Linked DNA regions of Homo sapiens: region 1 is linked to region 2. A link is an interaction called in ENCODE POLR2A ChIA-PET data of the cell type or tissue named here. Cell type or tissue: PC-3. All regions are shown on one strand. Each heading gives the region's core, and the rest is flanking DNA. Links, peaks and the distances in the headings are about the cores only. Region 1 has its middle 240 kb from the start of TRD-AS1. Region 2 has its middle 110 kb from the start of TRD-AS1.

What was found. Peaks named below come from ENCODE experiments on the same cell type or tissue, not always from the same donor. Only the 100,000 strongest peaks of a DNase experiment are listed, where the experiment ranks them.
Region 1: POLR2A ChIA-PET joins it to region 2 with 10 read pairs; 1 of 35 experiments calls an interaction of 5 or more read pairs at or near these places.

What each region holds. Positions count from the first base shown.
Region 1 is chr14:22,236,213-22,251,819 of GRCh38, forward strand. It overlaps TRA. Among named protein-coding and RNA genes, the nearest start is that of TRD-AS1, 240 kb to the right of the region's middle. In PC-3, for the core only: no CTCF peak of the experiment used is centred there; a DNase peak (open chromatin) is centred at 8,809; H3K27ac peaks cover 545 bases.
Region 2 is chr14:22,362,516-22,378,122 of GRCh38, forward strand. It overlaps TRA. Among named protein-coding and RNA genes, the nearest start is that of TRD-AS1, 110 kb to the right of the region's middle. In PC-3, for the core only: no CTCF peak of the experiment used is centred there; a DNase peak (open chromatin) is centred at 7,776; H3K27ac peaks cover 1,074 bases.

The DNA.
Region 1 (15,607 bases), core at 5,200-13,199, 130 kb before region 2:
GGCAGAATGAAAGACAAATCAAATCTTCTGACTTTAGAAAGTTCTTCTGTCTTTCTCATTTCCAACATGTTTAGTGGCAAGAGAAAGGTTTTCTTCACAGAAACCTAATATCCCAAGCAAATTTGTATGTAGGATTTCTCTTGAAAATTACCTCTCACTTGGCTCTGTTCTTATGGCTATTAGGCAATAAATACTAATAATAAAAATAAAAATAACAAAAACCCCTCTCTCCCATATTTTGGAAATTTTTCAATGCAACACAATGGTCAATGTTGTTCATTTTTTCCCTCATTTCTTTGTCTCCAACCAAAGAAGCATATCTCTATTTTAATTACTCAACAGTGGGGAATCAAACTGATTGGGATATAAACCTAGGCATTTGAGCTGGCAATGGCTACCCTCTTTGGGTCCCCTCCCTTTGTATGGGTGCTCTGTTTTCACTCTATTTCACTCTATTAAATCTTGCAACTGCACTCTTCTGGTCCATGCTTGTTATGGCTTGAGCTGAGCTTTCGCTCACCATCCACCACTGCTGTTTGCCACCATCGCAGACCTGCTGCTGACTTCCATCCCTCCAGATCTGGCAGGGTGTCTGCTGTGCTCCTGATCCAGCAAGGCGCCCATTGCCACTCCCAATTGGGCTAAAGGCTTGCCATTGTTCCTGCACAGCTAAGTGTCTGGGTTCATCCTAATCGAGCTGAAGAGTAGTCACTGGGTTCCACAGTTCTCTTCCATGACCCATGGCTTCTAATAGAGCTATAACACTCACCGCATGGCCCAAGATTCCATTCCTTGGAATCTGTGAGACCAAGAACCCCAGGTCAGAGAACACGAGGCTTGCCACCATCTTGGAAGTGGCCTGCCGCCACTTTGGAAGTGGCCCACCACAATCTTGGGAGCTCTAGAAGCAAGGACCCCCGGTAACATTTTGGTGACCATGAAGGGACCTCCAAAGTAGTGGTAATATTGGACCACTTTCACTCACTATTCTGTCCTATCCTTCCTTAGAATTGGAGGAAAATACTGGGCACCTGTCTGCCAGTTAAAAATGGTTAGCGTGGCCACCGGACTTAAGATTCAGGTGTGAGGCTATCTGGGGAAGAGCTTTCTAACAACCCCCAACCCTTCTGGGTTGGGGACGTTGGTCTGCCTGGAGCCAGCTCCCACTTTCAACTTTCTTGGGGAAGTGGAGGACTGACTAGAGGCAGAAAGCTCTCATCCAGAACTCCCAGCAGTAGCCGGTTGAGACCATGGCGCAGCCAGAAGTCTCTAGTCAACAGTCGCCCATACCTCCTGGGTCCCGACCACAACTTTCTTGAAAGTGTAGCCCCAAAATTCTCCTTACCTCTGAATCTACTTCCTCTGATCCCTGCCTCCTAGGTACTAATGGTTCAGACTTTCATTTCCTCTAGCAAGTTGTATCTCCAAAGGGATCTAAGGAAGCTCTACACTGTGTCCTTAGGCACTTAGGCTATAACCCAGGGAGTCTTATCCCTGGTGTCCCTCCCAATTTAGGTATACGGCTCTCAACATGGGCTGTTATGTGGGACACATTCCCCACCACCCTTGTCAGGGCCCCAAGTTTGTAATGGCTAAGAGAGAGAGACAGAGAGAAGACAGAGAGAGAGAGAGATGGAGAGAGAGAGAGACAAAGATGGAGAGAGAGACAAAGAGGGAGTCAAAGAGAAAAAGATAGAAATAGAAAAAGAAAAGTGTGCCCTGTTCCTTTAAAAGCCAGGGTAAATTTAAAACCTGTAATTGATAATTGAAGGTCTTGTCCATGACCCTATAACACTCCAATACTTTTTTATTTACACTTTGTTGTCAGTGTAAATAAGGGCTTAGCCCGAAAGCACTGAGGCCACTGACAACCTGTAGCTTTCCTATCAAAAATCCTTAACCCAGTAACCCACGGATGGGCCAAATGCATTCAGTCAGTACCGGCAACTGCTTTGCTAAAAGCAGAAAAGTAACTTTTAGAGGAAACCTCATTGTGAGCACACCTCACCAGTTCAGAATTATTCTAAGTCAAAAAAGCAAAAAGGTAGCTTACTAACTCAAAAATCTTAAAGTATGGGGCTATTCTGTTAGAAAAGGGTAATGTAACTCCAACCTCTGATAATTCCCTTAACCTAGCAGATTTCCTAACAGGGGATTTAAATCTTAATTACCATACAAAGGTCCGACCAGACCTAGGAAGAACTCCCTTCAGGACAGGATGATAGATGGTTCCTCCCAAGTGACTGAGGAAAAAACCACAATGGGTATTCAGTAATTGATAAGGAGACTCTTGCGGAAGCAGAGTTAGAAAAATTGCCCAATAGTTGGTCTCCTCAAATGTGCGAGCTGTTTGCACTCAGCCAAGCCTTAAAGTAATTACAGAATCAAAAGACTATCTCAATCCTGACTCAAAAGGTTACCTACACCCTCTCTGAAATGAATTTGCATAAGAACTGTTGTTTATGGGAATGCATCTTGATGGGGCAGCTGGGTTGTTATGAAATACTCAGGAAACTAGCCCAGATCTAGGACTCACCCCTGAGAGCAAAGGCAATGTTGGGCATGCTGGTAAAGGACCGCTAGAATCCAGCAGCCAGGACCACTTTCTTTGTGGTCAAGAAAGGTGGGAAAACAGGTGCAGGACTGCTACACTGGTAAGCATAACTAATCCGATAAGCAGAGGTCCATGGGTGGTTACGCACCCTGGAAAGGAATAAGCATTAGGACTATAGAGGACACTCTAGGACTAATGCTCATCGGAAAATGACTAGGGGTACTGGCATCCCTATGTTCTTTTTTCAGATGGGAAATGTTCCCCCCAAGGCAGAAATGCCCCTAAGATGTATTCTGGAGAAATGGGACCAATCTGACCATCAGACACTAAGAAAGAAATGACTTATATTCTTCTGCAGTACCACCTGGCCACGATATCTTCTTCAAGGGGCAGAAACCTGGCCTCCTGAGGGAAGTATAAATTATAACACCATCTTACAGCTAGACCTCTTTTGTAGAAAAGAAGGCAAATGGAGTGAAGTGCCATATGTACAAACTTTCTTTTCATTAAGAGATAACTCCCAATTATGTAAAAAGTGTGATTTATGCCCTACAGGAAGCCCTCAGAGTCTACCTCCCTACCCCAGCAAGACCCCAACTCCTTCTCCAACTAATAAGGACCCCCCTTCAACCCAAATGGTCCAAAAGGAGATAGACAAAGGGGTAAACAATGAACCAAAGAGTGCCAATATTACACGATTATACTCGCTCCAAGCAGTGGGAGGAGAATTTGGCCCAGCCAGCGTGCATGTACCTTTTTCTCTCTCAGATTTAAAGCAAATTAAAATAGACCTAGGTAAATTCTCAGATAACCCTGATGGCTATATTGATGTTTTACTAGGGTTAGGACAATCCTTTGATCTGACATGGAGAGATATAATGTTACTGCTAAATCAGACACTAACCCCAAATGAAAAAAGTGCTGCCATAACAGCAGCCTGAGAGTTTGGCGAACTCTGGTATCTCAGTCAGGTCAATGATAGGATGACAACAGATGAAAGAGAATGATTCCCCACAGGCCAGCAGGCAGTTCCCAGTGTAGACCCTCATTAGGACACAGAATCAGAACTTGGAGATTGGTGCCACAGACATTTGCTAACTTGCGTGCTAGAAGGACTAAGGAAAACTAGGAAGAAGCCCATGAATTATTCAATGATGTCCCCTATAACACAGGGAAAGGAAGAAAATCCTACTGCCTTTCTGGAGAGACTAAGGGAAGGATTGAGGAAGCATACCTCCCTGTCACCTGACTCTATTAAAGGCCAACTAATCTTAAAGGATAAGTTTATCACTCAGTCAGCTGCAGACATTAAGAAAAAACTTCAAAAGTATGCCTTAGGCCCAGAGCAAAACTTAGAAACCCTACTGAACTTGGCAACCTCAGTTTTTTATAATAGAGATCAGGAAGAGCAGGGGAATGGGACAAATGGGATAAAAAAAAAAAAAAGGTGACTGCTTTAGTCGTGGCCCTCAGGCAAATGGACTTTGGAGGCTCCAGAAAAGGGAAAAGCTGAGCAAATTGAATGCCTAACAGGGCTTGCTTCTAGTGTGGTCTACAAGGACACTTTAAAAAAGATTGTCCAAGTAGAAACAAGCTGCCCCCTTGTCCATGCCCCTTATGTCAAGGGAATCACTGGAAGGCCAACTGCCCCAGGAGATGAAGGTCCTCTGAGTCAGAAGCCACTAACCAGATAATCCAGCAGCAGGACTGAGGATGCCCAGGGCAAGCGCCAGCCCATGCCATCACCCTCACAGAGCCCTGGGTATGCTTGACCATTGAGGGCCAGGAGGTTCACTGTCTCTTGGACACTGGTGTGGCCTTCTCAGTCTTACTCTCCTGTCCTGGACAACTGTCCTTCAGATCTGTCACTATCCGAGGGGTCCTAGGACAGCCAGTCACTAGATACTTCTCCCAGCCACTGAGTTGTGACTGGGGAACTTTACTCTTTTCACATGCTTTTCTAATTATGCGTGAAAGCCCCACTCCCTTGTTAGGGAGAGACATTCTAGCAAAAGCATGGGCCATTATACACCTGAACATAGCAGAAGGAACACCCATTTGTTGTCCCCTGCTTGAGAAAGGAATTAATCCTGAAGTCTAAGCAACAGAAGGACAATATAGACGAGCAAAGAATGCCCATCCTGTTCAAGTTAAACTAAAGGATTCCGCCTCCTTTCCCTACCAAAGGCAGTACCCCCTTAGACCCAAGGCCCAACAAGGACTCCAAAAAACTGTTAAGGACCTAAAAGCCCAAGGCCTAGTAAAACCATGCAGTAGCCCCTGCAGTACTCCAACTGTAGGAGTACAGAAACCCAACGGACAGTGGAGGTTAGTGCAAAATCTCAGGATTATCAATGAGACTGTTGTTCCTCTATACCCAGCTGAACCTAACCCTTATACTCTGCTTTCCCAAATACCAGAGGAAGCAGAGTGGTATATAGTCCTGGACCTTAAGGATGCCTTCTTCTGCATCCCTGTACATCCTGATTCCCAATTCCTGTTTGCCTTTGAAGATCCTTCAAACTCAACGTCTCAACTCACCTGGACTGTTTTACGCCAAGGGTTCAGGGATAGCCCCCATCTATTTGGCCAGGCATTAGCCCAAGATTTGAGCCAATTCTCATACCTGGACACTCTTGTCCTTTGGTATGTGGATGATTTACTTTTAGCCACCTGTTCAGAAACCTTGTGCCATCAAGCCACCCAAGTGCTCTTAAATTTCCTCACCACCTGTGGCTACAAGGTTTCCAAACCAAAGGCTCAGCTCTGCTCACAGCAGGTTAAATACTTAGGGCTAAAATTATCCAAAGGCTTGAGGGCCCTCAGTGAGGAACACATCCAGCCTATACTGGCTTATCCTCTTCCCAAAACCCTAAAGCAACTAAGAGGGTTCCTTGGCATAACAGGTTTCTACCGAATGTGGATTCCCAGGTACAGCAAAATAGGCAGATCATTATATACACTAATTAAAGAAACTCAGAAAGCCAATACCCATTTAGTAAGATGGACACCTGAAGCAGAAGCAGCTTTCCAGGCCCTAAAGAGGGCCCTAACCCAAGCCCCAGTGTTAAGCTTGCCAAGGGGCAAGACTTTTCTTTATATGTCACAGAAAAAACAGGAATAGCTCTAGGAGCCATCACACAAGTCTGAGGGACTAGCTTGCAACCCGTGGCATACCTGAGTAAAGAAATTGATGTAGTAGCAAAGGATTGGCTTCATTGTTTACAGGTAGTGGTGGCAGTAGCAGTCTTAGTGTCTGAAGTGGTTAAAATGATACAGGGAAGAGATCTTACTGTGTGGACATCTCATGATGTGAATGCCATACTCACTGCTAAAGGAGACTTGTGGCTGTCAGACAACCGTTTACTTAAATATCAGGCTCTATTACTTGAAGGGCCAGTGCTGCAACTGCGCACTTGTGTAACTCTTAACCCAGTCACATTTCTTCCAGACAATGAAGAAAAGATAGAACATAACTGCCAACAAGTAATTGCTCAAACCTATGCCGCTCGAGGGGACTTTTTAGAGGTTCCCTTGACTGATCCCCACCTCAACTTGTATACTGATGGAAGTTCCTTTGTAGAAAAAGGACTTCAAAAAGTGGGGTATGCAGTGGTCAGTGATAATGGAATACTTGAAAGTAATCCCCTCACTCCAGGAACTAGTGCTCAGCTGGCAGAACTAATAGCCCTCACTCGGGTACTAGAATCAGGAGAAGGAAAAAGGGTAAATATATATACAGACTCTAAGTGTGCTTACCTAGTCCTCCATGCCCATGCAGCAATATGGAGAGAAAGGGAATTCCTAACTTCCGAGGGAACACCTATCAAACATCAGGAAGCCATTAGGAAATTATTATTGGCTGTACAGAAACCTAAAGAGGTGGCAGTTTTACACTGCCGGGGTCATCAGAAAGGAAAGGAAAGGGAAATACAAGGGAGCCACCAAGTTGATATTGAAGTCAAAAGAGCCACAAGGCTGGACCCTCCATTAGAAATGCTTATAGGAGGACCCCTAGTATGGGGTAATCCCCTCCGGGAAGCCAAGCCCCAGTACTCAGCAGGAGAAATAGAATAGGGAACTTCATGAGGACATACTTCCCTCCCCTCCAGATGGCTAGCCACCAATAAAGGAAAAATACTTTTGCCTGCAGCTAACCAATAGAAATTACTTAAAACCCTTCATCAAACCTTCCACTTAGGCATTGATAGCACCCATGAGATGGCCAAATTATTATTTACTGGACCAGGCCTTTTCAAAACTATCAAGCAGATAGTCAGGGCCTGTAAAGTCTGCCAAAGAAATAATCCCCTGCACTGCAGGCCATACATTTCAATCCCTGTATCTTTAACCTCCTTCTTAAATTTGTCTCTTCCAGAATCAAAGCTGTAAAATTACAAATAGTTCTTCAAATGGAGCCACAGATGCAGTCCATGACTAAGATCCACCACAGACCCCTGGACCAGCCTGCTAGCCCACGCTCCAATGTTAATGACATCGAAGGCACCCCCTCCTGAGGAAATCTCAACTGCACAACCCCTACTACGCCCCAATTCAGCAGAAAGCAGTTAGAGTGGTCATCAGCCAACCTCCCCAACAGCACTTGGGTTTTCCTGTTGAGAGGCGGGACTGAGAGACAGGACTAGCTGGATTTCCTAGACTGACTAACAATCCCTAAGCCTAGCTGGGAAGGTGACTGCTTCCACCTTTAAACACGGGACTTGCAACTTAGCTCACACCTGACCAATCAGGTAGGAAAGAGAGCTCACTAAAATGCTAATTAGGCTAAAACAGGAGGTAAAGAAACAGCCAATCATCTATCACCTGAGAACACAATGGGAGGGACAATGATCAGGATATAAACCCAGGTATTCGAGCTGGCAACGGCTACCCTCTTTGGGTCCCCTCCCTTTGTATGGGAGCTCTGTTTTTACTCTATTTCACTCTATTAAATCTTGCAACTGCACTCTTCTGGTCCATGTTTGTTACGGCTGGAGCTGAGCTTTCGCTCACCATCCACCACTGCTGTTTGCTGCCGTCGCAGACCTGCCGCTGACTTCCATCCCTCCAGATCCGGCAGGGTGTCTGCTGTGCTCCTGATCCAGTGAGGCACCCGTTGCTACTCCCGATCGGGCTAAAGGCTTGCCATTGTTCCTGCATGGCTAAGTGCCTGGGTTCATCCTAATCGAGCTGAACAGTAGTCACTGGGTTCCACAGTTCTCTTCCATGACCCATGGCTTCTAATAGAGCTATAACACTCACCACATGGCCCAAGATTCCATTCCTTGGAATCCGTGAGGCCAAGAACCCCAGGTCAGAGAACACGAGGCTTACCACCATCTTGGAAGTGGCCCACCGCCATTTTGGAAGTGGCTTGCCACCATCTTAGGAGCTCTGGGAGCAAGGAACCCCTGGTAACAAAACCTGATGTTTGTTCTCTACTAAGGAATAAAACAGGCATACATGTGAGATAACTATAAAGAGTCAGGACATGATAGAGGTCTGCACACTATATCAGAAGCCCTGTTTCCAGCTCTGTGGCTGCAGCATCGCACAACTCCAGTGCTCTGCCTGAGGCTGGCTGTGCATGCAGAGCTGAGCCCTAGGTTTTGGCAGGACAAGACATGTTTTATTCAGGGAGATGAGAAGGCCTGTCAACATGTACTGCCCCACCTGCTGCGGCCAACTGTGGCCTCCATCTTCCCCAGTAGGCAGGGATGGACTGAGGGAGGAAAGACACCTGGGGCACATCTGAAAGATGCTTTGGGCCGGGGACAAAAAAGAAGTGATAGAAACCAGGCTGTGCTTTTTATTGCTGTCAGGACAATTTTCTTAAGACATGGGGGTTTCTTTTTTTTTTCTTTTTTTTTTTTTGAGACGGAGTCTCACACTGTCGCCCAGGCTGCAGTGCAGTGGCGTGATCTCAGCTAACTGCAAGCTCCACCTCCTGGGTTCACGCCATTCTCCTGGCTTAGCCTCCTGAGTAGCTGGGACTACAGGCGCCCACCACCATGCCCGGCTAATTTTTTGTATTTTTTAGTAGAGATGGGGTTTCACTGTGTTAGCCAGGATGGTCTCGATCTCCTGACCTCATGATCCGCCAACCTCAGCCTCCCAAAGTGCTGGGATTACAGGCATGAGCCACCGCGCCCGGACAGGACATGGGGGTTTCTAAACAAGGCTCTTCAGTATCAGCTCATTGTGAGTCACAGATCAGATCTGCCCAGTTCTCTTTTGCTGTTGACATTGTTGTTTCCTCTGCAGGATTCAGCAGTACTGAAAGGGTTATTCAGTCCCAACATGGGATCTTTACACAAGAAGGGGAGCTTGTGAAATGCAAGTACTTTGCAAATAGCTCAACTTATTTTCTTTCTTGTTTTGGGCAGCATTCCAGTGAGGAAATATTTCACCTGATTTCTCAGAGTTTAGGAGCATCCAGGAACGCAAGGAATAAAAAATGTTCTGTGAACCTGCAAATAGCTGCCAACACTGTCATTCTCACCATTTCAGTTATGAGACCAAAAGACTCAGGAAACAGTTTCTGTGCACTCAAGACATCTACAGTAAGAGGAACAATAAAAGTTGTAGTTAAAAAAAACAAAAAACAAAATACTCAGAGCTTGTACCCCAGACTCATCTGCCACAGGGACTGGGAGAGATCCACGGGCCCTAAACTGAAAAAATGTGAGCCTGTGGACAGCATTCATGAAGTATGGACAGGAAACAGGTAACTGTTGCAAGAAAAACCCTCTCAAACTGCATTCATTGAGCAGTGCTTTCAATCCACAGTCCTTAAATTGACTTTCTCCTTCAAATTTTAGCAGGTAACAAAACAGTACTTTATTTTAATCTAATTATTTTTCTTTTTTCTTTAACTTTTTATTTGATATATTTCAAAATATAAAATAATACTGCTTATTGTAATAGATGAAGTAATAAAAAGTTTTATAAAGAAAAAGTTAATTCTCACTCATCTGCTCCCTACTGAAGTAAATAATATTAATAACCTGATAAGTGTCCTTTCCCACTATTCTTTCTGCTTATATAAATATAGGCAAAAATCCCTCCTAGTGGAACAAATCTGCTTGGGGTTTTTTTTGTTTTGTTTTGGTTTGGTTTTCTGAGCCGGAGTCTCGCTCTGTTGCCCAGGCTGGAGCGCAGTGGCATGATCTCGGCTCACTGCAACCTCTGCCTCCTGGGTTCCCACCATTCTCCTGCCTCAGCCTCCCAAGTAGCTGGGACTACAGGTGCCCGTCACCACGCTCAGCTAATTTTTTGTAGTTTTAATAGAGACGGGGTTTCACCTTGTTAGCCAGGATGGTCTTGATCTCCTGACCTCGTGATCCGCCCGCCTTGGCCTCCCAAAGTGCTGGGATTACAGGCGTGAGCCACCACTCCCGGCCACAAATCTGTTAATAAATGTGTGACCAATTGGAATTTTTCCTCTGAATCGCCTTTTACATCTTTGTCCATTTTTCTTTTAGGTTATATATTTCTCACTTAAAAATGCATGCTAGAGATGTCAAAAATTTTTTTTATTTCTCCAGTCTATTGTTTGTCTTCTGATTTTGTTTATAGCACGTAGCATGGTATCCTTTGCCTCTAAATATACTCTAAACTGTATATAGTTAAATATGCCTGTCTTCTTTATATCTTCTGCATTTCTACCATACTTAAAAATAGTACAGGTTTATATAAATATTCCCAGATTCTTAGACAACAGTTTTATCATTTTGCTTTTTACAATAAAATCTTTCAACCATCTGGAAACTGTTTTTATATATGAAATCTATTTTCCACTATTGAAATGTCTTTGTCATATTTTATGTTTCTTAAACATAATCAAATTATATACATCCATATTAAGAACTTTACCAGTATCCAAACATTACAGAATAATGTAAGAATCACAGTGGAACTGGGTGCTGGTGAAAATAATCACTGAATTCTCCAGTGCCAGTTTGAAAGGAGAAATTATTAGCCATTCCACTGGGGTGAGAAAGGCCAATGAGTTTGACTGATGTTAACCAAAGAGAGATTAAAGGATGGACTAAAAGTATAAAGGGGTGACATCTTGGGGAAATGCAAGTCTTGTGCAGAGAGAGGAAGATGTTTAACTTATCCTACTCAACTCCTTTCCTATATGACCGGAGGTGCCTAGTCCAGCTTCCACCCACTCCACTAAGTTGAGGAATAGCTATCATCACATGTCTGGAAGATAATCAGCTTCTGAACTGGCAGAGCGTCTCTGGTTCTTGTGGCAAAGACATAAAATGTGGGAGAAAGTAGAGAAAAAGAAAGTGTGGTAGCCTGCATTCCCACCTTTTATTGAGGCAATTTTTCATGTACTAGTGGTTTTAATGAATCTGTATAGGTCTGAACCAACTTGAACCTGAACCTACCCTGCCTCCAAACAGCTGTCACTTAGGGGAAGGCTCTAGCACAGGAGGCTGTGGATTGACCCATGTGTGAACTGGAGGAGGAGGAGGAGGTTGAGCTTGAGAACGATCACCACTCCAGGAAATCACGCAGATGAAGGGCCCTGTAGCCCCCTGAAGAAAACACTAGCACACCGTTGTGAGAAAGCACACATTTGGATTTCTGCCACCAAGAGGGAATCCATGGCCAGGAAGAGATAAGAACCAACAGGAAGGAGAAGGAACCTCTCCATCAGAACCCTGAGAAATTCACATAAGGAAACAGCATCTGAGCAACCAAGAAGACAAGGCCCCTCAGCCCAGGAGAGGCTGAAAAGAGAGTCCTTTATTTCTCCCACCACTCTGCCCAACAGCTGAGGGTTGACATGGGGTGAAGTCTGAAAGAATAGCACATCTACCTGTCAGTGGAGCTCCCAGAGTCTTCCTGCTGGGTGTGGGTGGAGGGTAGAGCTTTGACTCTAAAATACTAATTAAGTTCAAAATGAATACACACATAGTTGGAACAAAACTGCTTTAGTAACTAAAAGAGAAAGGATAACCTGTTTCCCAGTGGAAAAGAGATGATTGATAAGTGAAAAAAAAATGAAAACAATTTCACACTCACATTTATCTCATGACTTGAAATGCTCTAGTCAGCACAGTAATATCTGGATCTCTTTGGGTATTTTCTATTAAATGTTCCGCTTATTGGCTTAATCCTTCACTTATATCATATTGTTTTGTTTAGAGTAGTTTAGAGTAAGTTTTTATGTCATAAAAAAACTGATCTTAATATTCCTTTTCAAGAATGCAGTTGAAAGTTCCTAGATATTTGTTCTCTCTTATGCATTTCATCTTGTTCAAACAAATGGCATTCTGACTGTAACTACTTTGGAAAGTTTAACATTTTAGGACATTATATTTTTCCACAAAAGAAAAATCCATCTATTTAGGTCTTATTTTAAAAGTAAATTTTGCATGTTTGTTTGTTTCTTACATACCTTCCACTTTCTTTTTTTTTGAGACAGGATCTTGCTCTGCAGCCTAGGCTGGAGTGCAGTGGTACAATCATGGCTCACTGCAGCACAGACCTCCCAGGCTCAAATGATCCTCCCACTTCAGCCTCTAAAGTAGCTGGGATTATAGGCATCCACCATGCCTGACTAATTTTGTTTTTTAGAGATGGCGTCTCACTGTGTTGCCCAGGCTGGTCTTGAACTCCTGGCCTCAAGCAATTCTCCTGCCTTGACCTTCCAAAGTGCAGGGATTACAGGTGTGAGCCACTGCACCTGGCCAGATTTCTGCTTTTCTTATTAAATCAATTGCTAAATATTGTATCATCTGTGTTGCATTATTACTGAAATTTTTCTTCATTTAGAGAAATTTATTCCATATAAGGAAAAATTACTAATTTTTAATATTTGCTTAATAGCCAACAATTTTTGTTACTTGTTGATTTTTAGCAGTACTATGACCAAAGTGGCACATGTACATGTTTATTTTTTAAATTCCTGAATAGTACAGAAAAGTCTGTATTACAAATCTGGTTTCTTATTTCTCTCCAACTTTCAATCCTTGTCCATAAATATTTACACTTTTAAGTCTGGATCTTCTAGCAGTGAGCTCCATATTTCTAAATAATATGTTTTAACTACTTCTTGCAACATACATTTTATTCTTTTATTTTATTTACTTATTTTTTTAGATGGAGTCTCACACTGTCACCCTGGCTGGAGTGCAATGGCATGATCTGGGCTCACTGCAATCTCTGCCTCCGGGGTTCAAGCGATTCTCCTGTCTCAGCCTCCCGAGTAGCTGGGATTATAGGCATGTGCCACCACATCCAGCTAATTTTTGTACTTTTAGTAGAGACGGGGTTTCTCCTCGATGGCCAGGTTTGTCTCGAACTCCTAGCCCCAACTGATCCACCCGCCTTGGCTGCCCAGAGTGTTGGGATTACAGGCATGAGCCAACGTGCCTGGCTGCAACATGAATTATAGGTGTTACCTGTTGACTTTCGTTTTGTTTTTTAAATAGACTTAATTTTTTAAAGCAATTTTAGGTTCACGGAAAAATTAAGCAGAAAGTAGAGAGTTTCCCATATACTTCCAGGCCTCACATATCCACAGGCTCCCATGCTATGGACATCTTCCACCAGAGTGATAACATTTGTTCCACTGATGAAGCTACATTGACGTATTATTATTACCCACAGTCCATAGATTACATTAGGGTTCTCTAGTGGTGTTGTACGTTACATGGGTCTGGACAAATATATAATGACGTGTAGCCGCCATTACAGTCTCATACAGGTTGTTTCACTGCCCCAAAATCCTCTGTGCTCTGCCCGTTCACTCCTCCCTCCCCCCAGCTCCTGACAACCACTGATCTTGTTACTGTTTCCATGGTGTTGACTATTCCAAAATGTCATATACTTAGAGTCATAACAGTATATAGCCTTTTTAGATTGGCGTCTTTCACTTAGCAATAGGCATTTCAGATTTTTCCATGTGTTTCATGGCTTGATACCTCATGTCTTTTGAGTGCTAAATAATATTCTGTTGTCTGGATGTACCACAGTTTATTTACCTATTGAAGGACATCTTGGCCACTTCCAAGTTTGGGCAATTATGAAGGAAGCTGCTATAAATTCATGCACATTTTGAACTCATTTGCTTAAATAAGAAAGAGCATAATTTCTGGATCATATGCAAAGAATATGTTTAGCTTTGTGAGAAACTGCCAGTTTTCTTCCAAAATGGCTGTACCATTTTGCATTCCCACCAGCAAGGAAGGAGAATTCCTGTTGCTCCACACCCTCACTGGCATTTGGTATCGTCCGTGTTTTGGATTTTTGCCATTCTATCTGGTGTGGAGAGGTCGCTCATTGTTGTAATTTGCAATTCCCTAGTGACATTTGCATGGAGGGTATCTTTTCATGTGCTTATTTGTCATTTATGTACATTTTTAATACGTTTCACTTTGGGGGTCATTTAGCCTTCACCTGGCAAAACAAACAAATGAAAATTTACACATAATTCTGTGAATTAATTTTTAAAAACTTCATAAACCTCACCTTTATCCACTTTTATTCTTACTTATATTTACCTAGTCAGACTTTTCAGAACTTTTTCCAAGTTGTCAGAACATATTTAAAATAATAAAATTAAAATAGGAGGAATTTTTGCCTGTCACCTTTGCTCTTCTCTCTTTTCCCTCATCCACTCCCACACCTTTTCTTCTTTAGTTTCCTTCCCCAACCATTCCAAACACTCATTATGCCCAAGCCTCTTTGGACACTTCGATCAAAATTTTCTCCTCTATATCATCCGGAGGAAATGCACCGTTTGCTCAGGGACACTTAGCTCACCTGCTTCCCACGTTTTCTCTCGGTCTCCACTTGTGTCTGGACTGAGTGTTGCTGACCACCACAGCATCAAAGAGCCTGTGAGACCACTGGATGCAGTCTGGGGGTCAGTGACCTCAGAGGAAATACCTTCAGTGTCCCACGGGCTCTGCAGGTCAGTGCACTCAGAGTGAGCTTCCTCACACTTTGCTGGGGAAAGTGTCCAGTAGCTTCAATAATCTCATGACCAAAAGACTGAAGAGAGGGGAGAAGACATCCGAGTTCACATTTTCAGGCAATAGTAGCTGACATTTCCTGAATGATCCTTGTGTGTCAGGCACCTTAGGTCCGTTCATGACTTACCACATGTTTCTGTATGACAGCACCATGGGGAAGCTTCTGTAATTAATTCCTATTGGATAGGTTGCTGCTGATGGAAGTGGGGTCTCCAAATCCTCTATCCCAGAGTCTGTGCTGTTCTGCAGACTGAATATGCTTTCTCCCCACCCCTTCCTCAGGCTTTGGCAAAGGAGACCTCTGAAAAATGGCACTTAGTATATTATTGACTTTTGTTTTTTAATTGGCTTTTGGACTAATGAGGTCAGTATAATGTGTGAAACCAAACTAGAAGGCAGTGCTGGTAAGTTTGTTGAGTCTCTGACAAATATTTGGATTCTGAGCAATTCAAACATCCAGGCAACTTTAAAAGGTCTTCTTCCTCTGAGACTCATAGTGACTTATACAAATAAAAATAAAAGATTAGTAATAATAGTAGTTCATCAAACACTGCATTTACTTATATTTTCTCAAATACTATTTTCTTTTTTTTGAGGCAGAGTCACTCTGTTGCCCAGGCTGGATTGCAGTGATGCAATCTTGACTCACTGCAACCTCTGCCTCTTGGGTTCAAGCGATTCTCCTGCCTCAATCTCCTGAGTAGCTGGGATTATAGGCATCTGCCACCAGGCCTGGCTAATTTTTGTATTTTTAGTAGAGACAGGGTTTCACCCTGTTGTCCAGGCTGGTCTTGAACTCCTGTGATCACCCACCTCGGCCTCCCAAAGTGCTCAAGTGATCACCCACCTCGGCCTCCCAAAGTGCTGGGATTTCAGGTGTGAGCCACCATGCCCAGCTTCGAATACTATTTTCTACCATACCATTTAAATGTCATTCAAATTTAATATTTTCCACAAATTTTGAAAGAAGGCAATCAGGCAAATTTCATCTCAGTCAAATAATCCCTAAAGTTACACATGCTGTGGCTGTACCTTTCTCAACTTTGTTTCCCTT
Region 2 (15,607 bases), core at 4,306-12,305:
TAAGGAGACATCCTGGCTTTTTGAATTGCCAGAGTTCTTATGCTGATTCTTTCTCATCTGAGAGGGCTAGTGTTTCTTTAAGTTGAGTATAGTCAGTTGGCTTCATTTCTGGGTGCTTTCAGAGGGCCAAGGCTCTGTACAGGATCTTTATTTGTAGCTGAATTCTTGTCTTAGGTTTCACAGGCACTGTACATTGGCAAAATATTTTGGCAGTTGTAATTTGGACTGTGATGCAGTAGATGGTGTTTAAGAGTGATGACCAACAGATAGGCTCTTATTCAGCCATGCAGCTCTTTTGTATTTCACCATGTTCTCAATAGTGCTCTGTGGTGGGGTAAGGCAGAGAGATAACTCCCTCACCAGGTTCACTCCTGGGCCTTGGAGGAGCCCCCTCCAATCACTGGGGTCATGCCCAAGTTTCCTTTGTTAGGTGTTCTGGGCTGTGGGGCTCCCTCAGATAGAGGTCATGGCTGGCAGACAGGCCACTTCCTTCCCAGACCAGCCCTGTGGAGAGAGGCACCCCACTTTCATGCTGGTCCATGAACCAGGGCATCTCAACCCTCTCAGTGTTTTGAGAGTGAGAACATTTCCCCCACTCAGGCACCACCAAGCCAGTGAGTCTTGCCTATCTAAGTACAGAAGGACCATGGAGGTCGCATGGTCAGCCATCAGGGTCTCCATTTTTTGTGGGGACAGAATCTTACTATGGTGCTCAGGCTGACTGTATGTTGAAATGACAATATTTTAGGTATATTGGGTTAAGTGAAAATAATTTTATATATTTATTTATGATTTCCTTTAATGTAGTCACTAAACATTGTTAAATTATATATGTGGTTCATATTGTATTTCTACTGATAGCAGTTGTTTAAAAGGATAGACATGAGAATGTTAACAATAGCTATTCCTAGTAGTAAAGTGTAATTTTTAGCTTTTCTTTTTTCTAATTTTTCTTGAATAAATATGTGTTCCTTGTGTAATTTTAAAAGTAATAAAGGTAAAAATACACAATGAACTACTGCTGTGAAATATACCACTAACAGAAGTACTAAGCAGAAATGTCAAGTCTTAGAGTCCTAATTATTTATTCATTTAAATACATATATATTAAGTGTCTCATGTGCAAGGCATTTGGACAGTTGCTAGGAAAATAAACACAAAAAAAGATGAGCTATAATTATTTTCTTCAAGGGGTTCACAGTCCATTTTGGAAGTTAGGCTCATGAATAGAATATTAGAGTACAATGCGGTCAGTGATACTATGGTGATTTGTATTAACTCTCCTCCCCTTCTGCTTTAAATGTTGCTGTTTTTCTGGCTCTAACCTTAGTCTACTTCTCTGCCCACAACACAATTGCAACTAACACCTATATACTAATGGCTATGGCTTTAACTTTGACTTTGCTTCAGATCTCTACATCCAACTGTCTTTTGGTCAGATGGCCATTGGGCAACCTAAACTGTATGCCTAAAACCCATCATCTCTTCACCTCCCCTGCTCCAGACTCTTCTACCTCCGTAATTCTTGTCTTTGTTAATGATGCCACCATTTAACCAGTTGCCTCATGACTCTGTAAAAAGGAAATTTAGTTACTTTACTTCACTTCTCAAAATTCTTCAGGCTTGGCAGTGCACAAGCCTACATATGCCCTTAGCTACCAATCCAACTTCATCTCCTGGAACACTTCTCATCAGCATTGACACTCTAGAAATACCAAACTACCAAACTCAGGAAACATCACAAGTTATCACTTCTCTTCCTTTCATTGTTGCGTGTGTCCTTCCCTCTGCTTGAAGTGTCCAACCTCATCACCACCTCTTCTTCATGGTTCCTAGACATTCCTCTCTGATACCTCCCTTGATCTTCCAGGCAAATTAGGCTCTCTTCTCTCTGGCTCCCCTTGAACTTTGTACATACCTCCAACATAGTGATTTTCCCATTATATTATAATACCAGCTTTCTGTATGATACTCTATTCCCTAAGGACAGAGATTGTATCTCATTAACCTTGGTATCCTCAGCGTCACACGGAATGTGACAGACAGAAAACTTTCAAGTTTACTGAATATTTCCTATCTTTCTTTACCTTTTCCACTCTATTGTGGTCACTCTTACCCTAGAATAATGTAGATGTTCCTTGAATACCAACCAGGCTTCACTTCTGGGTCTTTGTTCTTGAATGGCCTTACCCCAGATGGTTCCCTCTGATAAACCAATTAGTCACTGCTCAGAAGTCACCTCATCAGAGAGGTTTTTCCTTCAATCCTGTATAATATAGTGCCTGGCAAGAAAAGGATGCCCTCTCTCACCACTCCTATTCAACATAGTATTGGAAGTTCTCAATCAGGCAAGAGAAAGAATAAAGGGTATTCAAACAGGAAAAGAGTAAGTCAAATTGTCTCTGTTTGCAGATGACATGATTGTATATTTAGAAAACCCCATCGTCTCAGCCCAAAATCTCCTTAAGCTGATAAGCAACTTCAGCAAAGACTCAGGATAGAAAATCAATGTGCAAAAATCACAAGAATTCCTATACACCAATTATAGACAAACAGAGAGCCAAATCATGAGTGAACTCCCATTCACAATTGCTACAAAGAGAATAAAATACCTAGGAATACAACTTACAAGGGATGTGAAGGACCTCTTCAAGGAGAACTACAAACCACTGCTCAAGGAAATAAGAGAGGACACAAACAAATGGAAAAACATTCCATGCTCATGGATAGGAAGAATCAATATCATAAAAATGACCATACTGCCCAAAGTAATTTATAGATTCAATGCTATTCCCATCAAGCTACCATTGACTTTCTTCACAGAATTAGAAAAAACTACTTTAAATTTCATATAGAACCAAAACAGAGCCCATATAGCCAAGACAATCCTAAGCAAAAAAAAAAAAAAAAAAAAAAGAAACAAAGCTGGAGGCATCACACTACCTGACTTCAAACTACACTACAAGCCCACAGTTACCAAAACAGCATGGTACTGGTACAAAAACAGATATAGAGACCAATGGAACAGAACGGAGGCCTCAGAAATAACACCACACATCTGCAAACATCTTTGACAAACCTGACAAGAACAAGCAATGGGGAAAGGATTCCCTATTTAATAAATGGTGTTGGGAAAACTGGCTAGCCATATGTAGAAAGCTGAAACTGGACCCCTTCCTTACAACTTATACAAAAATTAACTCAAGATGGATTAAAGACTTAAATGTAAGACCTAAAACCATAAAACCCTAGAAGAAAACCTAGGCAATACCATTCAGGACATAGGCATGGGCAAAGACTTCATGACTAAAACACCAAAAGCAAGGGCAACAGAAGCCAAAATTGACAAATGGGATCTAACTAAGCTAAAGAGCTTCTGCACAGCAAAAGAAACTATCATCAGAGTGAACAGGCAACCTACAGAATGGGAGAAAGTTTTTGCAATCTATCCATCTGACAAAGGGCTAATATCCAGAATCTACAAAGAACTTAAACAAATTTACAAGAAAAAAACAACCCCATCAAAAAGTGGACGAAGGATATAAACAGACACTTTTCAAAATAAGACATTTATGCAGCCAACAAACATGAAAAAAAGCTCATCATCACTGGTCATTAGAGAAATGCAAATCAGCCAGAGTGAGATACCATCTCCCACAAGTTAGAATGGTGATCATTAAAAAGTCAGGAAACAACAGATGCTGGAGAGGATGTGGAGAAACAGGAATGCTTTTACACTGTTGGTAGGAGTGTAAATTAGTTCAACCATTGTGGAAGACAGTGTGGCAACTCCTCAAGGATCTAGAACTAGAAGTACCATTTGACCCAGCAATCCCATTACTGGGTATACACCCAAAGGATTATGAATCATTCTACTATAAAGACACATGAACACATATGTGTATTGTGGCACTATTCACAATAGCAAAGATTTGGAACCAACCCAAATGTCCATCCATGATAGACTGGATAAAGAAAATTTGCACATATACACGATGGAATACTGCGCAGCTATAAAAAAGGATGAGCTCATGTCCTTTGCAGGGACATGAATGAAGCTGGAAACCATCATTCTCAGCAAATTATCACAAGAACAGAAAACCAAATACTACATGTTCTCACTCATAAGTGGGAGTTGAACAAGGAGAACACATGGACACAGGGAGCGGAACATCACACACCGGGGCCTGTCTGGGGGTCAGTGGACTAGGGGAGGGATGGCATTAGGAGAAATACCTAATGTAGGTGACGGGTTGATGGGTGCAGCAAACAATCATGGCACGTGTATACCTATGTAACAAAACTGCACGTTCTGCACACGTACCCCAGAACTTAAAGTATATATATATATATATATATATATATATATAGTGTGTGTGTGTGTGTGTGTGTGTATTTAAAAAAAGATACTTTCCTAATTAAAGATAGTTTCCTACCTTGAAAAATCTCTAATGCCAGCTACTAAAGTAACAATTTCTCACTTATCCACAGGGGTTATTTCTGGCCAGTGAGATGATGAATGACTGTTTTATGTTAATTTTTAATTTTATAGTATTCTCATGGGATTAAAATAATTCCGCTAACCACAAAAAAAAAAAAAATCAGGAAACAACAGATGCTGGAGAGAATGTGGAGAAACAGGAACAGTTTTACACTGTTGGTGGGAGTGTAAATTAGTTCAACCATTGTGGAAGACGGTGTGGCAATTCTTCAAGGATCTAGAACCAGAAATACCATTTGACCCAGTAATCCCATTATTGGGTAGATATCCAAAGGATTATAAATCATTGTACTATAAAGACACATGCACGCGTAAGTTTATTACAGCACTATTCACAATAGCAAAGACTTGGAACCAACTCAAATGCCCATCAGTGATAGACTGGATAAAGATAATGTGCCATATATACATCATGGAATACTATGCAGCCATAAAAAGGAATGAGTTAATGTCCTTTGCAGGGACATGGATGAAGCTGGAAACCATCATTCTCAGCAAACTAACACAAGAACAGAAAACCAAACACCACATGTTCTCACTCATAAGTGAGAGTTGAACAATGAGAATATATTGGCACACGGAGGGAATATCACACACCAGGGCCTGTCGGGGGGTTGGGGGCTGGGGAGGGATAGCATTAGGAGAAATACCTAATGTAGACAAGGGGTTGATGGGTGCAGCAAACCACCGTGGCACACCTATACCTATGTAACAAACCTGCATGTTCTGCACATGTATCCAATAACAAAGTATAATATAAAAATAAATTAAAATTTATATTTTATATATATTGAAATTATTTATATATTTTGAAATATATTATATATATTTATATATAAATATATATTATATATATATATATAAATATATATTATATATATTTATATATAATATATATAATATATATTTATATATAAATATATATTATATATATTTATATATAAAATATATATTTTATATATTCCACCAGAATATAAGCATCAACTGGGATCTAATTAAACTAAAAACTTCTGCACAGCCAAAGAAATAATCAGCAGAGTAAACAGACAACCCACAGAGTGGGAGAAAATATTTACAAACTATGCATCTGACAAAGGACTAACATCCAAAATCTACAGGGAACTCAAACAAATCAGCAAGAAAAAACAAATAATTCCAACCAAAAGTGGGTTAAGGACATGAATAGACAATTCTCAAAAGAAGATATACAAATGGCCAACAAACATATGAAAAAAAATGCTCAATATAACTAATTATCAGGGAAATGCAAATCAAAACCATAATGTGATACCACCTTACTCCTCCTACAATATGGCTATAATTTTTTTAAAAATCCAAAAATCAAAGATGTTGGCATGGATGTGGTGAAAGAGAACAATTTTACACTGTTGGTGGGAATGGAAACCTATGGAAAACAGTGTGGAGATTCCTCAAAGAACTAAAAGTAGATCTACCATTTGATCCAGCAAGCCTGCTCCTCAGTATCTACCCAGAGGAAAACAGGTCATTATACAAAAAATACACTTGTGCATGCATGTTTATAGCAGCACAATTCACAACTGCAAAAATATGGGACCAGCCTAAATGCCCATCAACCAACGAGTGGATAAAGAAAATGTATACACATATATACCATGGAATACTACTCAGCCATAAAAAAGAATGAAATAATGGCATTCACAGCAACCTGGATGAAGCTGGAGACCATCATTCTAAGTGAATTAACTCAGGAATGGAAAACCAAATATTGTATATTCTCACCTATAAAAGTGGGATTTAAGCTATGAGGATACAAAGGCATAAAAATGATATAATGGACTCTGGAGACTCAGGGGAGAACGGGTGCACCAAAATCTCAGAAATCACCCTAAAGAATGGACCCATGTAACAAAAACCTCTTGTTCCCCAAAAAATTATTGAACTAAAATAAAATAAAAGTCATTTTTTATAAAAGAATCTAAGTATCAAAAAGCCCAGGACTTTGTCTGAATTATTCAACAAATGAATAAAGATCTGATACATGTATAAATAAGTAAATGATGTTATTTATCACCTAAATATGACACTGTCTCTCTGACTTTAATTTTCCTTTCATCTGCTTATTTTTCTTCCCAAGCCATGAATATGGGACAAAAAAAAGGGATTAAGACACAAACACCAAGAATTGGCAAGTATAATGAGGCTGAACTTGAAAAATAACAATAGTTCAGGTAACCATATATTAAATTTGTCTCAAGAATTTATTTTATTTTCTCATTCATTTATTCAACAAATATTTACATCACGCCTATTATGAGTTCTTTTTGAAAATGCAATAACTGTCTCTTACATTTGTACCATTGTTTATAGTTTACAAGGTCCTTTCTGATACTTATTTTAACGTATCCTCATAAACAATTCTTTGAGGTAAGCAGGTCTTATGAGGAATGAGTCTTATGAGGAATGAGTTACCAGATTAAGGATCATTGGGTTGTAAAAATCTTGAGCTAGAAAGCATTCCATCGTTTTATTGTTGATACAACTATATACAGAAGCCCATTATCAATCTATTTATTTCACCACAGAGAGCTATAATACACCCATTGACCATCAGTACCAGTATATTAATTTTCACTTCTGGGATTTCCAGCCTACTCTTAGCTTCAATGTTAGTGTGAATATTTCATGGTAGAATGCACAAACTTTGAGGAAGGTGCAATGCTTTCCCTGTTTCTTCCACTTATGTTCAGGTTCTGCACATACTGTATGTTCTCCATAAATATTTATTGGTGAAGAGAACAGTTATTAATGTAAGAATCTCTCTATTCAGAAAATATCCAAGGAAACTGTGATAGCTGCTGGTTTCCAAAGATGGTCTTCCAATGAACTATGTCTCTCAGTATTCGGAATTTTGCATAATTCCTTCCCCTTGATCTGGACTGGCTCTGTGACTTGATTATAACCAACAGAACATGGTGGTGGGTTAAGCAATACTCATTTCATAGGGGGCATTTCTGGTCACATGATACTTAATGGTCCATGGTCAAATACTAGGATCCAGCAAAGAGCCAAGAGCTGTTTCTCAAAAAAAAAAAAAAAAAAAAAGAAAAAGAAAAAGAAAAAAAAAGAAAAAAGAAAAAAAAAGTTATCTGCAGAGTATGGCATGGCTTTGCTCCCAGATTCTAAAAGTCTGTTCTGGAATTTACCTAAGAGGCCTGCCAAAAGCTCAATAGGCACTTTAAGCACCACTGAATCAGATGTGTCATATGACCAAAGTGGCAGGGAAGCTTGCCACCCTCTCACAAGGGCTTGTCTTTCGCCAGGCCTTATTCAAAACTGGAAGCCTTTCAGATTACTCATTCAGCAAATAGGTTTAGACTATAACAACACACCCAAATAAGATATGTTGCCTCCAAAATCCAATGAGGCACACCAGAAATTGGGACTCTTTCTTTATGGTAGGAGAGACCAGATGTAGCATTGAACTTCACCTTGAAAGAGATATCTCAACTTTCCCCAGACCATGAAACCCCAAGAAAGTTCCTGAAGGAGCAAACTTCTAAATTTTTCTGGGATTTATTTCACAACCTCTTGCCTCTATGGGTCTTACCAAGGTGTCTAAAGTAGTTGCGATTTCCTGGTCCACCAGTGTAGAGGATCCATGTGGTGTGTTGTGAAATGAAGAGGCAATCAATTTCCTGTGGAATAGAATAGGCCAGGGTTGGAGAGTTGATATAACCCTGAGGTGAAACAAGGAGGGTACCTTGTTTCACCCTTCCAGATGAAAGAAAAATGCTTCTGATAGTCTCTACTAACATGTATATAGAGGAAAAAATGACTTCCCATATCAGTATTCATATATTAGATGTACATATATTGATTTACTATAGCAATGAAACCACATCTGGAACAGCAGCTGTGATTGTACTCACCACCTGATTAAGTTTACAATAATCCTTTGTCATTCTTCAAGATCCATCTGTCTTCTGCACAGGCCAGATAGTTGAGTTGAATGGAGGTGTGGTGAAAATCACCAGCCCTGCATCTTTTAAATCTTTTATAGAGGCACTAATCTCTACAAGTCTCTACAGAATGCAGTGCTGCTGTGGATTTACTAGTTTGGAATACAAAGGCAGTTCTAATGCCTTCTACTTGTCCTCACTCCTCAGATCAGATAATCAATGTAGTTATTCTGCCTTTCCTGAGTGTGCCTCCTTCAGTTAAGCATTCTAGAACTTGGGAAATAACCATGGGGTAAGTTCAGAGCTAACTGGATGCAATATGAGATGGACCTGAGCCAAAATACCATTAATCATTCAGCTTCAATAAACCCCTACTCTGGTAAATAGGCAATAGTAGCATATTGTGTCTCCAAGGACTGGTATCATTTCAGAGCCAATGTCCAGAAATCCCCCAAAGGTCTGGTTATTTACCCTTCCCAAATGCACTATGACCTTGGCAAATGGCTTTAGGTCTTTTCAGGGAAGGAAAGAAAGAGAAATTACAGTCTAAACTTTTGGAATGTAAATATAAATTAGAAAAAATCCTGCAGTCCTTTTGGCAGGCAGGGTACCTCATCATTTTGTTCCTGCCCTGATATGGGTTGCCAGGAGTTGAGTCTAGCTATAGGCATACAAACAGTGAAAGATGTTGGGGGTGAGTCTTGAGGGGTCTCAGCAATTTTCCACAGAGTAAGTCCTTACAGCCTTTTCAATCAAGGGAGGACTAAACTCCTCAGAGGGAAAGGCTGCTTCTGCTGGGAAAGGAGACAGGGCTTTCAAGGTTCTCAGCTTCCAAAGAATCTGCCTACATGTTGCCATCTCAATTTTCAGGGGAGGAAAGAAGGAGAAATTACAGTCTAAACTTTTGGAATGTAAATATAAATTAGAAAAATCCTGCAGCCCTTTTGGCAGGCATGGTACCTCATCATTTTGTTCCTGCCCTGATACAGCCTGCCAGCTCTGTCCCAATCAAAGCCCTAATTTTAACTGTAAGACCTTCAATTGAATTGATGTTCTAATCTAGCTAGCTGCAGGATCAGTCTTTGGGCTTGGTTTTTTGAAATATCAGATCTTGCAGCTATGAGAGATAAGAGTTTCTTTCAGAGTAGTCACAAAGACTTTTCAGTCCCTTGCCTGCATCTTGAACTGAACATTCAACACTCTGAGTTTATTTCTTTTTCTCCATATTCTCTGTGACACTTTGAAGCAACCCACAAACTCCAGTCCTCATACTCCTTACTTCCACTACATTGGTCTATGGCAGCATCTACCTGGTAATCTAACACCTTGCCTTCTATAAGCACTTGATATCAAGGACTACTGTGTCCCATTTACCATTGGCAGTATAGTCACTAATGCTTCATCGAATCAGAGAATCAACACCAAATTCCCATCCTTAAAATTCTATCTCTGGATTCACTTCCAACACCAATAGTTGTGTCAGTTAAGAGTCAGTCAGGGAAGCAGAACCACTGTGAATGATACAGAATATAGGAATAGTGGATTCGTTGTGGAATCAGACCTTACAAATGTGAGAGAAGCTAGAGAAGGAAAGGTCTGGAAGAAGGAGTCAGAAGATCAGAAAAAGGGTCATTAACCTGTCTATCTTATGCAGTAGCACAGATGGACCAGACAGGCTGGGGCTTGGGGGAAATCTAGGAAGCTAAACACTTTCAACCACCAAAGTGGGACTGTGAAGGGGAGCTCATGAAGAACTGTATGGAGAGTGGTTACCTGTCTGTAGCAACCACTTCTGTGGGTCCACAGCCAAGTAGTTGGTGATGGGTCTCGAGTCACTGTTGTTCAGCAGAGCCAAGAGTCAGAAAGATTCGCTGGATGCAGAGTGAAGGAAAGCAAGGACTATATGGGACCTACCAAGCATCTCTCCCTCTGTCCATCACTGTATGTGACCACAGTGACTTCCTAAGAGTAATAGTTACCACTTCTGTGTTCTAACTCTTTTCCCATTTCATCTCTTAGCCAATGCTAATACAGAGCGATACATGAAAGGGGATTCTGAGAAATGCAGTTGTCTGCTTAAGCAAGTTGACCAGCATAATCCAGCACAACTTCTAAATCTCAGAAGATAGCAAATGTGGGCAGAAAGAAAAGTACAGATGCTCCACGGGTTCACTGGTGATCTTTATGGCTGCAACTGACCTAGGATTTGGGAGATGCTTGGAGAGGGACAGAGGGGCACACAGGAACTTTCCTCTCAAATATGAGGATATCAATCTAGATCTACGAGGAGTCCTTTTGGAGATAAAAAGAAATTTATAGGAGATGATGAACAAAAGGCCCAATTTCTATATTAGACTGTCTCCCTGAATGAGGGTGAATACCAAGAGGAGACTGAGCCAAGGCCTCAGCCCTCTGAATTCTAAAATGTAGAGAACTTCATTCTGATCTATTTTATACAAATGGTGCTGGTCTCTCAGACAGTACCTTTTCCGATGAAAGAAAGAGAGAAACGAAGTAGAAGATTCGTAACCCAGCTCAGTAAAGAGGCTTACCTTTGCTCTTTGCTCACCATCATTCCCCCGCTCAAAGTCTCAGCTACCTGCCTCTGTGCAATAGCTACACAGTGCTCCTCAAGTATCTGCCTCCTGAACACAGAATTATAACTAACAAGTATTTAAAATTTATGTATTTGGTGCACATCTTTCAGTATGAGCTTTTTGGCACCAACTCTTACTGAATGCCAATATAAAAGTAAACAATTTGAAATTATTTTAAGTGATTATCAAAAATAACAGCATAAATTCTATGATGTGGACTTCAGCCACAGTCCCTTCCAGGGACTCTTCCAGGCAGACCAAAAGAGAAAAGCTGTCTGCAAAAGAAACTCAAAGTTCCCAGGACCAATAGCATACTTGAGTCAGATACAGCTCCTTAAAAGACAAGTAATTTTCAGAGGCCCTAGGGTAAACTAAATTAGTTTTAACATAATACTATTTAAACATGTAGAAACATAATATGATTTATAAACTCTATATGCTTATTGCTCTTATGCCAACAATTTAAAAATATAAATTAAACATTCACAAAGCTTCAAAACCACTACAACTTCAATAAATAATTTTAATTTAATGTAATGATAATACTTGGCTAAAACTAAATCACCAGGTTTTTTTCTTTCCACCTTTTATATTAGGTTTAGGTGGTACAGGTGCAGGTTTGTGGAATGGGTAAATATATGTCATGGGGGTTTGACAAGATACAGATTATTTCGTCACCCAAGTAATAAGCATAGTACCCAATAGGTAATTTTTCAATCTTCACTCTCCTCCTACCTTCCACCCTCAACTGGGCCCTGGTGTCTATTGTTCCCTTCTTTGTGTCCATGTGTACTCAATGTTTAACTCCCACTTATAAGTAAGAACATGCAGCCTTTGGTTTTCTGTTCCTGCATTAATTCACTTAGGATAAGAACTTCCAGCTCCATCCATGTTGCTGCAAAGGATGTGACTTTTTTCTTTTTTATGGCTGAGTAGTATTTCATGGTGTATATGTACCACATTTTCTTTATCCAGTTCATCATTTAAGTCACCAGTTTTGAGTTTAATAGATGAAAGATATATACGTGGTGCTGGGTTTTGCTTATTAACTTGATTCTTCTCATTTTGTACATAATTTTCATGCTTGTTTTCCTTTGTTTGAAACAAATTCATATTGAATTGTTAATTAATTCACTTGATGGGCCAATCAATTTACTGTGCACCAATAGTACAATACTGAAAGAAATATTTTTAACTTTTAATGAAGCATTCTTTACTATTGCTAATCAACTGTAGTACAGTGATTTATACAAAAGATGAGCTCTACACAGTACAGCCATGTGAATGGGGAATTTAGCACCAATCATTCATTGAGTTCCCCATGCTTACAGCATCTAACTTGTTATGATTCTATTTTCCAATGACTGTTTTATATTCAAATTACTTGACATTATTAGGCCTTCACTTAGTATTAAAGTAACTATTAGTATTAGCAAAGCAGGGCATCAAAATATTGTGACAGTGTTTGCTTATAGTTTTTCAGCCCCAACGTGAGTTAGTTGTGTTTTATGAGGGGTATGTACTCCTTATAATTTTGCATAATTTAAGGCTTATGTTTCCGTGGGGAACTGGTTCACAGAGCCCAAATACCTACAACTTTGTAGCACATTTCTGTTTTGATGCCGCTCTTTATTTTCTTAGCATTATCTACAATATTTAGCAACTGCTCTTTTCTAAATTAGTGGTAAAACACATCAAGGGAGTTGTTTGGCTTTTTCTGTGGGAGTGAATTATAGCTAACATCTGTGAAAAGTTATGTATCTGAATGCACATTTTCCAGCATGAGCTTTAGTACCAACTCCTAATGAATGCTAATATAAAAAGAAGTAAAACAATTTGAAATTATTTAAGTGATTATTAAACATAATAGCATAAAATAACCAAGATCTCTTATAGAAATGCTCATAAAGCAACAGGTGGAACATACCATACTAACAATGGCTGGTTCTTTCCATTAAAGCTGAAGTAGCTCCACCATGTGGCAGGAGTAAAAACAATCTACGATTCCTTTAGCTTGTTCACCAACTGAAATTACGCAAATCTCATTTAAGTTTGATGAGAACCACAAAATTACCCATTCTTCTCAGAATATATGGGCTATTAATTTTTATATCACATTACTTAAATTTCACATAATTTATGCTGCCCAACTACATGTTTTAGACTACCATTCCATTGAAAACACATTTTTAACTCCATAAAATTATGAAGACCCATGAAAATTCTAGAGATGCATATATTCCAAGTATAATAAATATCACAAATAACTTTTAAATTCAATTTTTAAATAATTCTTGTTACTATTATAATTTCCATACAGGTCTCAGAAGCATCTTAAAAGTAATGATAACTTTTTGTCTCTGTAAAAAGAATACTATTCAAAAAAGGACAAAAAGTTCATAAATGTGGAATACTAACTTTGTAACTAATATATAAAATACATGAGTTTTTTGATTCCTAAATTCTTCCAACAGAAATTCAAATAATGTAAAATATTGGTATCTTTAAGCCGTAACTTATTACCTTGTTAATTTCAAAACAGCATACTAGTAACCTGATCTTTAACATTAGTTGTTACCAAATTATAGTTTTTAAAAAATTTCCTAGGAAAGTACGCCATTTTTTGGGTATCGAACATCTCACCTCATAGGAATACGGGGATTGTTTTCCTTCCACTCTTTTGTATTTTCCAAATTTTCAATGTAATAAGCACATATTAATTTTATGATGAAATGAAATTTGTAAAAGAATAAATGTTAACATTAGAAGATAATTAACAAGTTATCTATCTCGAGTACAATATACAATACAAGGAAATTAATATACCACTTTACCCTGGTGGCAAGGAAAATAGGTGAGATATCTTTCCCATCACAACATAAAAATATATGTTAGTAAATATTCATATTGGAAAGGAATGTATTCTATGACCTAGCAATTACTGCGTCCCAGTCTTGGCATTACTCTTATTGTAAAAGAAAGCATGAACAAGCAGCAATTTTGGGGCCATAAAAAGTTGGAAATAACATAATCATATAGTAAAAAGTGATATCACAGGTTATAATAAGTCTATGTTCCATATATTAAAAATAATGACACGAATCTACATATAATGAAAAGAGAAGATTGCCAAAATGCATTATTGATTGAGAATGCAAGTTGCAGAATAATATATACAGTATTATGCTATTTATGTTGATAAAAATATTGTACAGTATAAACCCTAAATATTGCACAGCAAAAGGACTGTAAGTACATTGATGAATTCCCTGTTATTAGTACCTGTGGAAGAGGGAATTATATTGTGGGATGGGAGAACAGTCAGTGGAGAGTTTGGTTTTAATTGCAATGCTTTTATTTTTATAATAAGGATGTATTAGCATATTACTTGCATAATTAAACTTTGTTTTTTAGGTTTTCTTCTTCACCATCGTATATTTGCATGCATATACCTATGCAAATAACAAAGTCCACCTTTATTGGGGATTTGTGACTGGCATTTTTCTAAGCACTTTGTCATGTGTCATATATTGTATCATGTAAACTTATTATTAACCTTATGATGCTAATAATATTTTTCCCATTTCACAGATGACGAAACCAAGCCTCAGAGGAACTGAGTACATTGCCCAAATTCACCAAGCCCGTAAGGGTTACAATCAAACTTTGAATCCAGATATCTGTCTCAGAGTCCACAATCTTAACCAAAATTTTTTTTACAAATTCCCATGTAGAAGTGTGTACATCCACATACAGACGTACACACACACACATCCCTGCTGTCCAGCCTTTTCTCCCCCTGACACTTGAGTGCACAGGTCATTGGCATCTTCTCTCCATAACTTTCCACCATTGACAGAAATGTGTTTGCTCAAGGGATGAATTGAGGTGAAAACCTTACAACATTAGCTCTTTTGTAAAAAATCTGAGCAGATTTTTTATTTTGTATTTTGTTTTCCTGGTTACGCCTCTCCTTTTAAAGTTTTGAAAGGTGGCATTAATATCTATTTCTTTCCTGACTGCTCCATTTATTAGTTTCATTAGGATTAGTGAATTCTACTTGGTCTTTCCCCAATCCATTAATATTTTTTCCCTTCACTTAAAAACAAACAAACAAAAAAAAAAAACACTTGTTTTCCAAATGGCTTTGGGGTGGTAGTAGGATTTCCTGATGGCTAGAGGAAACTCCTCATGGCAGTATCTTGGTTGAGTAATTGGTCCTCGTCTGTATGTTCAAGAAGGTGAATGTTCTTAGTAAACCCAGAGGGGATCAGCCCATCAGAGGTAAGCTTCTGCTATGTAAATTGAGACGAGATTCAGGCTTAACCTCAAATACCAATGCATTTGCTCTTCTGGTCTCTCCCTTCTCCTCCTTATTATCATGATACTTTAAAAGCCAAATTACTGATAAGAAATTTGCTTGCTGAGAACATAGAAAGGTAAACGGCTCGAGAGAGGGGGTTGTACATTTTTCTTTAAATCTAAAAAACCACTATGAAGAATCCCAACCTCCCAACAAAAATTGCCTCTCTGTTAACTGGATTTTACCTGCATCCAGTTTTAACACC